Linked DNA regions of Homo sapiens: region 1 is linked to region 2. The links are chromatin contacts, found by Hi-C or POLR2A ChIA-PET in ENCODE. All regions are on one chromosome and are shown on one strand. The core of a region is the stretch at or near the end of the contact, and the rest is flanking DNA. Distances in the headings are between cores, read along the strand shown. Region 1 holds the start of CHMP6 (charged multivesicular body protein 6). Region 2 overlaps RPTOR (regulatory associated protein of MTOR complex 1).

Evidence for each region. Hi-C counts contacts between places; a loop is a spot of excess contacts on that map. ChIA-PET counts read pairs that join two places held with the same protein, here RNA polymerase II (POLR2A). Pooled maps may share reads with other maps.
Region 1: a map of B cell shows a loop between it and region 2 (4-fold over the local background). The contact joins the promoter of CHMP6 here to the enhancer-like site in region 2. A Hi-C loop is called at or near these places in 1 of 168 maps with a recorded cell type or tissue (B cell), 16 of 37 single-sample maps with no recorded cell type and 6 of 50 pooled maps. POLR2A ChIA-PET finds 5 or more read pairs at or near these places in 1 of 52 experiments (activated CD8-positive, alpha-beta memory T cell).

The regions. Positions count from the first base shown.
Region 1 is chr17:80,990,228-80,996,647 of GRCh38, forward strand. It overlaps CHMP6 (charged multivesicular body protein 6), which reads left to right and starts at 1,614. Exons shown (of 8, transcript NM_024591.5): 1 at 1,614-1,754; 2 at 4,354-4,463; 3 at 4,792-4,879; 4 at 5,445-5,531. The coding sequence starts at 1,692. RefSeq lists silencers at 1,507-1,836, 1,967-2,116, 2,127-2,316.
Region 2 is chr17:80,732,115-80,738,805 of GRCh38, forward strand. The region is part of intron 5 of RPTOR (regulatory associated protein of MTOR complex 1); the gene reads left to right. Among named protein-coding and RNA genes, the nearest start is that of RPTOR, 190 kb to the left of the region's middle. RefSeq lists enhancers at 5,281-5,330, 5,381-5,430. Within about 2 kb of position 5,442, at least 6 of the 41 ENCODE cell types and tissues checked have a DNase peak (open chromatin) inside an H3K27ac peak, as active enhancers do; they include B cell, where a contact is called at or near this core.

The DNA of each region.
Region 1 (6,420 bases), core at 364-2,863, 250 kb after region 2:
CGGTCCACTATGTGAGGCCAGGCTGATGTCGAACTCCTGACCTCAGGTGATCCACCCACCTCAGCCTCCCAAAGTGCTGGTATTACAGGCGTGAGCCACCACACCTGGCCAGATGGAGTCTGCTAGAGTCTCGGGGATTTTATAGGGACAGGATGGGGGCGTGGCAGGCCAGGGTGGTCTTTGGAAATGCAACATTTGGGCAGGAAAACAAAAATCCCTGTCCTCACCTAGGTTTGTGGGCACAGGCGGTGGGGGGATCCCTAGCCAAGGATCACGCCTTCCTCTACCCAGCTCTTCCTTCCCCCTTCATGAGGAGCAGGGAGTAGCAAGTCTTTTTTTTTTTTTTCCTCAACGTCCCCATGGACACCAAGGAAAAAAGTACTTCAGATGTCTTGGTGAGACAAATCAGAGGGTGGGAGATGAACCCCACAAAAATTCAGGGGCCCCCTCACCTCAGTGAAGGTTCTGGAGTCCAGAGGTTTGGAACAGGTGATAATTATTCTCCTTTTGATGTTATTTGTTATATTTTTTGTAGAGACGGGGGTCTTGCTATGTTGCCAGGCTGGTCTTGAACTCCTGGCCTCAAGCCATCCTCAGCTGAGTGCTTTTCTTTGACACTTAGTGAATGCTCAGGAACCACAGTCAGGATACTCAGGCGGGAACCGGGGTGGCTTCTCCCTTTTACCCTTTATCCCCATTCATGTGTTTCTTAGCCCCCCAGGGAAGAATGCTTCTGTGGGGGACGCAGCCACGATTCCTTGGAAGGAGAAGCTGAGCCCAGCCATGCTGGTCTCCTCCTGGCACTGATCTACAGACAGGGAGCAGCGCAGTGGAAGAGGGAAGATCCCAGGGCTGAAAGGCTGGGTGGAGGGCGCTGCTGGTCGCATTTCAGGGAACATTTTAAAGTGCAAAGCGGGCCGGGTGCGGCGGCTCACGCCTGTCATCCCAGCACTTTGGGAGCCCGAGGTGGGTGGATCAGAAGGTCAGGAGCTCAAGGCCAGCCTGGCCAATATGGTGAAACCCCGTCTCTACTAACAAACATTAGCCGGGTGTGGCAGCAGGCACCTGTAGTCCCAGCTACTCAGGAGGCTGAAGCAGGAAAATCACTTGAACCCGGGAGGCAGAGTTTGTAGTGAGCCGAGATAGCGCCCCTGCACTCCACCCTGGGCGACAGAGCAGGACTCCATCTAAAAAAAAAAAAAAAAAAAAAAGTGCAAAACGTTGGATATCACATCATTAATGCGGCATTTTGTGTTCAGAGCCAGTGGGACAGTGATTCCTGCACAAGATTCCTGAAAGCCTGGGGAGACTGAATTATGTTAATCTAAAAGGATCCCACCTAATTAGGAGATAAGAAATTTTTGCCTTCACCTGCACAGGAAGGGTGCACGGAAACACGTCATTTAGAACATCCCGGGCCCGAACATCGCGGGCCCTAACATCCAGGTATCCGTGCCACTTCTCCGTACCGGTCCAAGGAGGCCGCGGTGTTCGCGGCGGTCGCCGAGACCGGCGGGCTGTGGTTTCGAACCCGCGGCAACGGCGCGCGGCCGGAGGCGGCGCTCGGCCTTCGCGTTCCGCGGCGCCTGGCCCGGCGCGGCCGCCGTAGCGGGAGGACCCGAGCTACGGTGGCCGCGGGGCGGCGGTGGCGATTGGACTTGGTGGGTCCCGGGCCAGGGGCGGGCGCCGCCATGGGTAACCTGTTCGGCCGCAAGAAGCAGAGCCGCGTCACGGAGCAGGACAAGGCCATCCTGGTGAGGGCCCGGGCCCGGGGTCAGGGCTGGGGCCGGGACAGGCGACGGGGCCGGGGCGGGCGGCGGGGCCGGAAGAGCCCCGCGCCCTCGGCCCCCCGCGTTCGGATGGGGAAACTGAGGCGCAGCGCGCAGCCGGGCCCCTCGGTCTCTCCGCCCTGCGTCCCTCCTCGCCCGCGGGGCCTCGGGCCGGGGTCTCCTGCGCGGCGCCGTGGCTGCCGTCTTCCCCGGGGCCCGCGCGTCCGCCTCTGCGAGCCCCGCCGGGGTGGGCGCGGCTGGTGACTGCGGGATTCGACGCCGGCGTTCGGGGCTCGGCCACAGCCTGGCGGCCCGTCCGTGGGGTCCGCGCGGCGCTGGGCTTTCCCTGGCTCTGGGCCCGCGGGAGCAGGTCCCGGCTCTCCCGGAGTCGCTGCCCCCGCCCCCGTCCCGCGGCTCATTTGCCTCCTGGTGCCCTGGGCCGGAGCCCCGGCGGTGCTGCCGGCTTCGCGAGGCAGCGCGGGGCATCCCCTCTCCCTCACCCCATCCAGGCCAGGACTGGAAGGAAGTCTGCCCTGGTCCGAGGAGCGGCCGACAGGTGCGCCGAACGCCTGCCGGGGTCCTGCCGGGGTCCTGCCGGGCTTCCGCAGCGCCTGGGTACGGGACCACCGTGTTTGGCGCGTTTGTTTGCGGCGACTCCAGACTGACCCCCCGGGGCACAGCCGGGCCGGTGGTGGTGCCTTTTCCCATGTGAAAGTTAGCTTCTGTAGGAGGAGGAATCGCCTGGCATGTCAGGGACAGGGCGGGTTAAGAATAGTCCATTTTTGTAACGAGATAAACGTGTCACGAAAGAGACCCCGAAATGAAAGCAGGGCTAGCTTTTTCGGATGCTTTCTTTTCTAAATTTTGTGCAACAGAAATAGGTTAATTTTATACTAAAAGAGAAGCGAATGTAAATGAAAGAGGGAATCTTACGTTGGCATCTGAGTCCATAAGCTGTGAAAAGAAACAACGGGCACATTTGTCCCTAGAGAAGATGGGCACAGCGCTGGGCACCGTCCCGAGCTGCCTGCAAGACAGCTGGACCCAGCCTCCATCGTCCACCTTCCACCTACCCTGCCAGCCCCAAGGCACTCCCTCCCCTCTCTTTAAGGACTCAGCTCCGGTTTCTCTTCAAGCACAGCTTTCCACTTGCCAAGGGTCACTGTGGGCTCTCGGCTGTGCAGACCCGTGTTGCGGGCTGCCGTAGGTCTCCCTGGGATTTTGGGTGCTTGGGAACAGCATCCTTAGCACACACTAGCACAAATGATTGCTTTTTTTTTTCTGTTTTTCTAGGATAACAGGTGTTCCCCACGTGGCCTGTGACCCTCCACTGAGACCTTGTTTTACAGGGGGGCAGCCTGGCCACACCTGCCTGCCTTTGGCCCCTGGGTCTCCCCAGCAGTGGGGCTGGGCAGGGGGCACCTTTCACTGTAGCAACGAGAGGACCCACAGGCCTTGGCACGGCGAGGGGGAGACTCCGTGGGTGGAGGGAACCGGGAATGAGCCCTCTCAGGTAGAGGGAGCACTGGCTTCCCATGCGGAGTCTTAAAGAGGCACACAGGCCCTGACTGAGCTAATTCTCCTCAGCCTCCTGCCTTAAGGCCATAATCCCTGTGCCTGCACGGGCTCAGCATTGTCTGAAGTGATGACGTTTGGAAAACTTAAGGACCTGATAGAGCAGGACTGGCTGAAGTTCCTCAGTGGCCGAGTGCCCTCTCTGGGACGGCACACAGATGAGAGGCGGTCAGCGGGGCCGAGTGGGTGTCCCTGCAGCCGGATGGTTGGCAAAGGGGCAGGGAAGCCACAGGCATCTCATGCGGCTGAAGCGCAAGGAGAGAAGCCGGGGGGATGTCTGAGCCCTGTCCTGGCCGTGTGGCTGGTGGCACTTGGGTACTCGCCACCTGCATGTTCTTGAGTCGGAACTTTTTTTTTTTGAGATGGAGTCTCACTCTGTCACCCAGGCTGGAACACAGTGGCATACTCTCGGCTCACTGCAAGCTCTGCCTCCCGGGTTCACGCTGTTCTCCTGCCTCAGCCTCCCAGGTAGCTGGGACTACAGGCACCGCCACCACACCCGGCTAATATTTTTATGTATTTTTAGTAGAGACGGGGTTTCACCATGTTAGCCAGGATGGTCTCGATCTCCTGACCTCGTGCTCCGCCCGCCTCGGCCTCCCAAAGTGCTGGGATTACAGGCGTGAGCCACTGCGCCCAGCCGAGTCCAAACCTTTGAGGTCCTGGCAGCTGCTCCCTGACCTGAGCCTAGAGTGCTTGTACCGCTGGCAGGCAGCCTCGAGGGTGGACCCACAGCAATGCCACGGTGGTCTTCCCCATCCCTGTGATGGGCTGTGGAGTCCGGGTGACCCTCTGGTGGGGCCGCCTCTTGTGTGGCAGGATGTGGAGCTGAGTCCCTGGCTTCCACCCCCAGACGTGTCCAGACAGCACCACCTGTCCCCTGGAAGGCAACCCTGCCCCATGAAGGACACTCACGGAGGGCCGCCCGGCCTCCATGCCTGGCGCTCAGTAGCGTGGCCAGGGCTCCCAGTGTGGGCTCGGTGACGCCAGGCCCTCTCTCTCTTGGCAGCAACTGAAGCAGCAGCGGGACAAGCTGAGGCAGTACCAGAAGAGGATCGCCCAGCAGCTGGAGCGCGAGCGCGCCCTGGCCCGGCAGCTGCTGCGGGACGGCAGGAAGGAGTGAGTGGGGCCCGGGCAGCGTGGGCACCCTGTCGGCTGGGGTGGGGGGCCCGGGCAGCGTGGGCACCCTGTCGGCTGGGGTGGGGGGCCCGGGCAGCGTGGGCACCCTGTCGGCTGGGGTGGGGGGCCCGGGCAGCGTGGGCACCCTGTCGGCTGGGGTGGGGGGCCCGGGCAGCGTGGGCACCCTGTCGGCTGGGGTGGGGGGCCCGGGCAGCGTGGGCACCCTGTCGGCTGGGGTGGGGGGCCCGGGCAGCGTGGGCACCCTGTCGGCTGGGGTGGGGGGCCCAGGCAGGGCCACAGCGGGTCACTCTCGGGCTTCCCTCTGCAGACGGGCCAAGCTGCTGCTCAAGAAGAAGCGATACCAGGAGCAGCTCCTGGACAGGACGGAGAACCAGATCAGCAGCCTGGAGGCCATGGTAGGCGGCCGGGTGCTTCGCCCTGGAGTGCAGGTGCAGCTGGAGGCAGCTCCGCCCGGCTGCGTGGACATCAGAAATTTCTCCCGAGAGCTGAAAGCTCCTCTCAGATGCCTCGGGCTGAAGCTGACCTGAAGAGGGGCGGGCCTGGAATCCCGGGGAGTCTGCCAGGAAGCTAATGGTCTTAAGAGGCTGGGGGGCAGGTTGGCTCTCGCAGGACTGAGGTGGGGAAGGTTGGGCCACCCCTGGGTGGTGTGGGTAGGTCAGGGGTCTGCATGGGGACTGAGTGTCCCTGGTGTTAGGGACCCGAGCGGCGTGGTTCTGCTCTTTGGTAACCAGAGCTACTAACAAGCAACCAGCGGTCCCCTGAGTGTGTCCCTGGCACCTGCTCAGTCCTGCGCATCCCCACCTGGCAGTGGGAGAGGACAGGGAGGAGCAGGTGTCAGGAGTCACCCTCACGCCCAGCAGCACCCGCCCAGCAAGGGTGTCATCCTGAACCCTGCCCCAGGGCCGGGAGGAGGGCACCCCGGATCCTCAGCACCTGCGTCTGCTCTGGTTTCCTTTTCAGGTTCAGAGTATTGAGTTCACCCAGATCGAAATGAAAGTGATGGAGGGGCTGCAGTTTGGAAATGAGTGTCTGAACAAGATGCACCAGGTGAGTCTCTGCAGGGCCAGGGGCATGGAGGTGTGGGGAGCCCATTGGGCTGGAGCTGGGGATAGGGCGGGGGGCTTGTCCCACGGTGTTCGTGTCAGACACAGGGCAAGAGGCTGGCAGGGGAGATGTGTTGGGTGCTGCCAGGCAGGCAGGGATGCAGTGACCGGGTGCAGCACAGGCTGGGAACTGTGGGAACTGGGTCCCCAGGCGCCGAAGTGACATAGAAGGGAAGTCTGAGGGTGGGGAGGGGGCTGGCAAACTAATCACAGAAGGCTTCCTGGAGGTGGCGGGTGTGGTGGCTCACACCTGTAATCACTTTTGGAGGCCAAGGCAGGCAGATCACCTGAGGTCAGGAGTTCGAGACCAGCCTGGCCAACATGGTGAAACCCTGTCTCTACTAATAATACAAAAATGAGCCAGGCGTGGTGGCAGGCACCTGTAAACCCAGCTACTCAAGAGGCTGAGGCAGGAGAATCTCTTGAACCGGGAGGCAGAGGTTGCAGTGAGATGAGATTGCGCCACTGCACTCCAGCCTGGATGATAAGAGCAAAACTCCGTCTCAGGAAAAAAAAAAAAGAAGGCTTCCTGGAGGAGGTGAATACCGGCCTCATCTCAGGCCGGGCATGGATGTGAAGCCCAGCGTGGCCATACCACGTTCCCCCACCAACCCCATCACACTCCTGACATGGGGGCCAGTAGGTGGGGCTAGTTGGAGAGCCAGGGACTCACCTGGCGGGAGGTCTGGCTGTGCTACTTTTCCAAGTGTTTGGTGAGTACTGGTGGTGTGTGCCGGTCAAGCACAAGTGGCCCTTTGACCTTTTGCCACTCAAAAGAAATCAAGTCACCTGCCCAGAATGTTCTACCTGTTGCTTGTTTTTACTGGCGGCTG
Region 2 (6,691 bases), core at 4,192-6,691:
AGCATTGAGAGGTAATTTATTTTTCCTTGCATCAAGTAATAAATATCGCAAAAAAAAGGTGATTTTTTTACATTTATAATATGTAAATAAAAATGCCAAAGAATCCTGCCTGAGTTCTACACCAGATTTATGGGCTGGAGAGTGGTTAAGGGAAAGACCAATACATCAGCCTCAGTTAATTAAAACATGTTAAATAGAGACCCGCTCCCCTTTCAGCAGAAGACCAGCACCTCCAGCTCATGCATAATACCAAATGCTTGCATTCCAGCGCTTTGAGCATGTGCTCCGGCAGTGCTGTGTGTGCTCTCTGTGTGTTGCCAGGGATTAATCAGCCTAAGACACTGTTCATTTCATCAAGTGTAACAGAAAAGATTCCCATGCATCTTTTTTAGGAAAAAAAAATGTTTGACTCATTCCACATGAAAGAGATCAGATGAAAAATATGTTAACTGAGTTGGCGAATAGATGGCAAGGCAATGCGATACCGTATGTCTTTAATTAGCTCTGATTTTTATCTTCGTTCTTTAATTACAATGTAGATCAGTCTTGTGTGTTTCTATTACACTTACTATTATTGGCTATTGTTCACTTGGTCTCTTATAAAAACAGTGGAAATTAAAATGATAAAATTAGCTCCTAGCTAATAGCTTAATGTTCATTTTAGTAATTTCACTATCTGCTAGAGAAACAGCAATCCTGTGTAGCCTGTTAGGGTTTTTCTTTTAAAATATTCTTTGCCTCTTTACAGCTGGTCAAATTCTTTGTAAATTTACAATATGTTTTAATACTTTTTATTGTATAACATGTGAGCTGAAAGAAATTGACAGGTGAATGATTTGTTCCAGGGTTTAAAAAATAAACAATTGATTAAATATAATGCAAGAAAATGGTTATTTGGACCAGAAAGCCTCCAAATAATAAACATTAACACAAATATGAGTGACATAAATTTTAAGAGATGGTGATCAGCTTTCATATTCTTAGTGGCACAGTGCTTGTCCTGGGACCAGGAGGTTTATTTATTGTTTACTTCTCTCTCAGAGGAGTGCTGTAGGTAGAGTAGAAGACGACTTCATCAAAGCACAGATACAGTATTGCACACACTTCAAACCATCAGAGCCGGAAAATGACATATCTGTCACTCAGTAATCCTTCTTATATTTTTATTGTGTCATATTTCTTTGTAATTTAAAAATTAAGGATAATATTCAAGTCTCTCCGCTTTCAGTCTTCTTTTATAAATAAGTATATTTTACCAAATTAGTATATGCCATGGTTTGAAAAATCAAATAATACAGAAGGTTTATGATGAATAAAGTAGTCCCTGGCCCCACGCTTTCTCTGCTGAGACTCTATGACCAAAGGCACCTCCTTCCCCTGTTTCCATTTCTAGTTCTTCTGGAGGGTGTCTCCTTCCCTGTAGATGACATGCTGAGACCACTGCTTCTTGATTTGTCGTTTTTAGATTATCAGTGGGCTTTGTCTTAGGGTACAAACCAAGAACAGAGCTGCCATTAAGTTCTGTTTAAAGAAGGGAGAAACGATGTGGAAGCCTGTTAGCAAAGAAGTCAATTATGTGTAGATTACATGCTGGTTTAAATTCCTATGTGTTATTTGTATTCAGTAGTGAATTCTAAAGAGAAAATTCTAGATTGAAGAGGCTGCGTCACTCACGACGCCTTCTTGCGTTCCCTCTTATTCACTCTATTGGGTTTCTTTATACTTTGTAAACTTTGTGGTTTCAAGTAATATCCTTATGCTTTTATTTCTAGTTTTATCAGTAATAGCTCATTTCTTCCATTTTCAAGGCTCTTAGCTTCCTTGTACTTTCTTCTGCCTTTTTTCTTTTACAGCTTCTGTTATCTGCACTTTCTGTGATTGTCTTTCGTTCTCTGACCACGATTAACACCTCTGTGCTTGAGTGGAGATTGATTCTATAGGAAGACAAGCATTAAACCTTGTACCTGATTATGACCACATAAATATTGCTCGCTCAGTGGCTAGAGTACTGTGATTTCCATTTTTATAACTGTTTTCGTTTGTTTGCTTTTCCTGGACATTTCCTCTTTTCTTCTTGAATTACCTATCGTTACCACTTCCTCCACTGATAGATCCACAAGGAGAGCGGAGAGCACAGAAGGCGCCCTCTCCCCTCACATCTTCCAAGCTCTCCTGCCTCGCTCAGCCGATCGTGCCTGTGGCCTGCTCCCCGGCGTCAGCTGGCTCCCCTTTGTAATTCTCCAGGATCCGTCCCTGTGTCTAGATCCCACTTCTTCCCCTCTCTCGATTTTCTCCTTTGTTCTCCTAGGGGAAATCCTCAAGCACTGCCCTAAGAAAGGATGTTTGGCAGTCTGAGACCATCAGTATTTGAAGCAGTGGAAGTAATGAAAAATCTCATTACTGGGTTTTAATCAAATAGCAGTTTGTCTTTTTCACTAATAAGGTCTCTGAGGCAAATGATGACTTTTCAGCAGTGCCACTGGGGACCAGGCATCCTTAGCCGACTGGCTTTATCCTCATGTTTGCAATATGCCCACCACATCTGCAGGTGTTTCATCTGCTTGGGAGGCAGGAGGAAATGGGGAAGGGGCAGTGCTGGCCACAGCTGTCTCTTTATAAGGAAGAACAGCCCGCCCTCTGTATCTGTGGCTTCCACATCCTTGGAGTCAACTAACTGTGGCTCCAAGACATTCGGGGAAAAAAAATTGCATTGTACTGGACATGTACACTTCTTCTCACCATTGTTCCCTAAACAATATAGTATAACAACTACGTTTACAGCATTCACATGGTAGTAGATGTTATAAGTAGAGATGATTTGAAGCACACCAAAGTCTGTGTGTGGGTTATATGCAAGCACCACACCATTTTATATCTGTGCATTGGCAGATTTTGGCATCCATGGGGGTCTAGGAACCAATGCCCTGTGGATATTGAGGGATGACTGCAACAAGCAGACTTCGCTTTAGACCGAGTTGGCCAGAGCCAGGTCACGTAGCACCCCAGGTGTGGTTGAGGGGTGACTAAAGGGAGTGGACTTGGGGGTGGCTGTGAGATGATCCAATGAGGACCATCAGCCACATTACCTGGGTAATGTCATCATTCTAACCACATCCATTATCGATAGTGTAGATATGGAATTTTAGGCAATTTTCACTCTTCCAGTGGTAGCCCTGTTACTCCTTGCAGTGGATGAGTAGATGTTCTTGATAAGTCTGCCACCTCCATCCAGATAAATGCCATAAGAGGAATATTTATAGTCATCGTACACAGTATATGTATTGACTGAGTTGGAGAGAGAGAAAAAAAGAGAATTCAAATGTTTTTTAACAACTTTTATCTGGATACTAAATCCTTAGCCTGTAAACTAGAAAGGAAGGTGAAGTCTTAAAGAAACAGATGCTCTTGGAAACGGAGCCCATGAAGTCTTGTCCGTCAGTTTCTTCTAGAGGATATTTCTCAAGGGCAGTCACAGCTCACCGTCACTGAAGACGGCAGTCAAGCCCGGAGTCAAATCTAGGCGAGTTTCTCCTCTTTTTAATGGGAGGCCAGTAGCGAGTTGGGCAGGCGGTAAAGATAATAATGCCTTTCTTCTGCTGGGACAGCACGGGCTCCACTGCCCCAGTAAGTCTTGTTCTGCACATAGCCATCTGCTTTTGGTTTAGGGCTGGAGCATAGGCAAGTTTTTGGTGGGAGCCATGGAAATAGCCTGAGAATGACTTCCTGGAGAGCAGGTTGCTGTGTGTCAGAAGAGTCTTGTATGAAAGTTCAGCCCTGGCCGGTGCGGTGGCTCACGCCTGTAATCCCAGCACTTTGGAAGGCCAAGGTGGGCAGATGGCTTGAGTTCAGGAGTTCAAGACCAGCCTGGGCAGCATAGCGAAACCCCATCTCTACAAAAAATACAAAAGTTAGCCAGCTGTAGTGGCACGCATGTGTCATCCCAGCTACTCTGGAGACCAAGGTGGAAGGGTCGCTTGAGCTCAGAGCTGGAGGCTGCAGTGAGCCGTGATTGTGCCACTGCACCTCAGCCTAGGCAATAGAGTGAGACCCCATCTCTTAAAAAAAAAAAAAGTTCAGCCCATGGATCATGGGCACAATTCACTTCTCCACTATTCCCCCGCACTCTGCAAGGCTTTTCTCAGGATGCTTCCGAGTAACTCGTGTTTGTGTGGTGTCTCTAAACACAATTGTGTGGTCCAGTCCTGCCACCTGTAGCAGTACACTCCCAAAGCACAGAAACCTGTCCGACGGTCACTCACTGCCACAGCGAGAAGCTTGCTTGGGTCCACAGCCTCCCCAAGGCTGCAGTGACTTAACCGCCCCCCGCCCCTACCAATGTGAAAACCTATACTTAAACTGATAGGTGATACATTGGCCTCCTGCACTGATCCCCGTAGCTAAATTTTATGTCAAATAAATATTGTAATTCTGCCAAAAATGACTAACGTCTAGAATCTTCAAGTTTCCTCAAAAATATTAAATGCATATCTCACAGATCTAAAGTACTCATGTTCTGAAATCTTCTTCATTTCTTTGCTACTCTTGTAGACAGGCACACTGCTTGGCTGGCATGGAATTCTGCAGCAAAAGGCAGTTCTCCTGCTGAAGGTTGTGGTTGTAGTGATTGCTGAATACCATCAGTTAGTTCTTTGGGTACCTCTCAACAGGTGTGTTTCTTAATCACTGTTTCCTAAATTGGAATTTGTGTGTGTGAGTTTGCAAATCTTCTCCACGGACTCACCGTCGTCATGGCATTTGTGATTCAGAGGAGGGATCTGCGGTGCCGATTCCACAGGAGCTCAGGCTCGCCTGTATTTCTCTTTCAAGCAATGATTTTCATAAGTGCTTTCCCCTGTAATCTCATAGTTTTGTCATTTGTAGGCAGTAGGGACGTGAGCTGACATGTGTTAGGTCACAACTTTATTAATTTTCAAGTGATATTAATTTTTAGGTTTGAAGAAGATGCTTTCCCCTTTTCTAAGTTGTCTCTGTTTCCTCCAGCATAATTTTTTTTCCTTTGGTTAATTTAGATTATTCTCTGTCATACTGGAGGTATGTGGTGATTTTATTGTTTGTCATATTTAAGAATGAAGAGAAGCTGCCCATCACTGCGTGTCTGTGACAGGAGGCGTTGGCTAGAGGGCCTTGCTCGATGGGAAGTAGGGGGCGCTGGCTGCTGCGCTGGGGACTCATGGATGCCCCCATGCCGAGGTCTTTATTTCTCTGGGCTCTAAATGACTACACCAGCTGCCTTTAATTTTCCCCAGATATGTCAGTAACTCTCTTTAGAGGAAAAAAACCCACCACCAGCCTGAGTGCTTTCCGGCAGGGGGGCGGTGGTGGAGGATCATTGCAGAACACCTGGCTTCAGGCACACAGGTGAGACGCCGGCTGTCCTGATGGCAGGTCTTCAGGTAATCTGTGCCTTCCAGCCCGCACCACTCCAGGCTTGGGCATGGGGGCTGCCTTCCACTTCCCTTCTCTGCATGTGCTCTGGACACTTTCAGTTCCTCTTTTTTAACAAAAGTTGGCCAAAGTCAGTTTTGCGTACCTTATACTTTATTTATAGTAAGCTGTAAGAACCCATACTTGTGAAGGTTTTCAAAACATTAGAATATCTGCTCCCTGGTGTTAAGAAATGTGTAATATAGTTGAAGCACATATATTCATTCTTTCTCTCTCTTTTTCTCCCCCGCCCCCCCGCCACACTCACTCCACCACCACCACAATGACCAAGGAGAAGTGCATTTTTCATTTAGCAGAAATGCTGCCATTTCCACTGTCTATAGCAGAAGGGGAGTTCGTCCAAAACATACAGTAGAAACCCCTTTAATTGGAATCCACAGAACGGCCATCCCCAAAGCCCCGCTGGGGAGAATGAAGCCACTGTGAGAGGTTAAGAGGGTGGGGGGGCAGGGCTGGCCCTTGGAGTGGGCTGGCGAGCTGACTTGCCAACCAGAAAGGAAATAGGTCACGGGAGAAATGGGGGGAAACACAGGCCCATGGAGGATGAGGTCCACGCCTGCCAGTGGGTGCTGGGAGGGCAGCCCCAGGGGGAGCAGGCAGCAGGAGATGCCCAGCCCGGCCCCGTGTACCTGGCAGGCCTCAGCCTGTGGACACCCTCGCCTTTGGTTTGTGTGACATTTCACAGTTGGTGGGACATTTGTGCCGTTTCATCCATCTTTAGTCTGCGCAGCTGAGCTGAATGTGGCCGCCAAAGCTTTTGCTGCTTCTCTGTGCCCATGCACCATCCCTTTCTGTGGTTTGCACGGGGAGATAAAGGTCTTTTTTGTTGGCACCTTTCGTAACTCCGAGTCCTAGAATTTGGAGGCTTCAGTAAAAAGAAAAGTGATTTCTCTGCATAAAAAATTTAAGAACCCTTACCGCTGATGACCTTAAATGAATTTCACAGACACGTGTCATTAGCACAGGCAGCTTCCAGGGTGCAACTGAAGTTCCCCTTTCTTCACAAATGCTTCCCCCAGCCTGAAATCTTCCTTGGCTGACCACATACGGCAATCTCCTACACAGCGGCCTTGACAATCATGTGTTGTCTTGTAGCCTCTCTTCTACTGTCATAAGCTTACTTTACATTTGTTATGTAAACCTGTCAAGAATGCCTCACGTTAAATTGATGCTCAGGAAGGATCTATAGATTTGGCTTGATAAATACATATTTGAATAAACTACC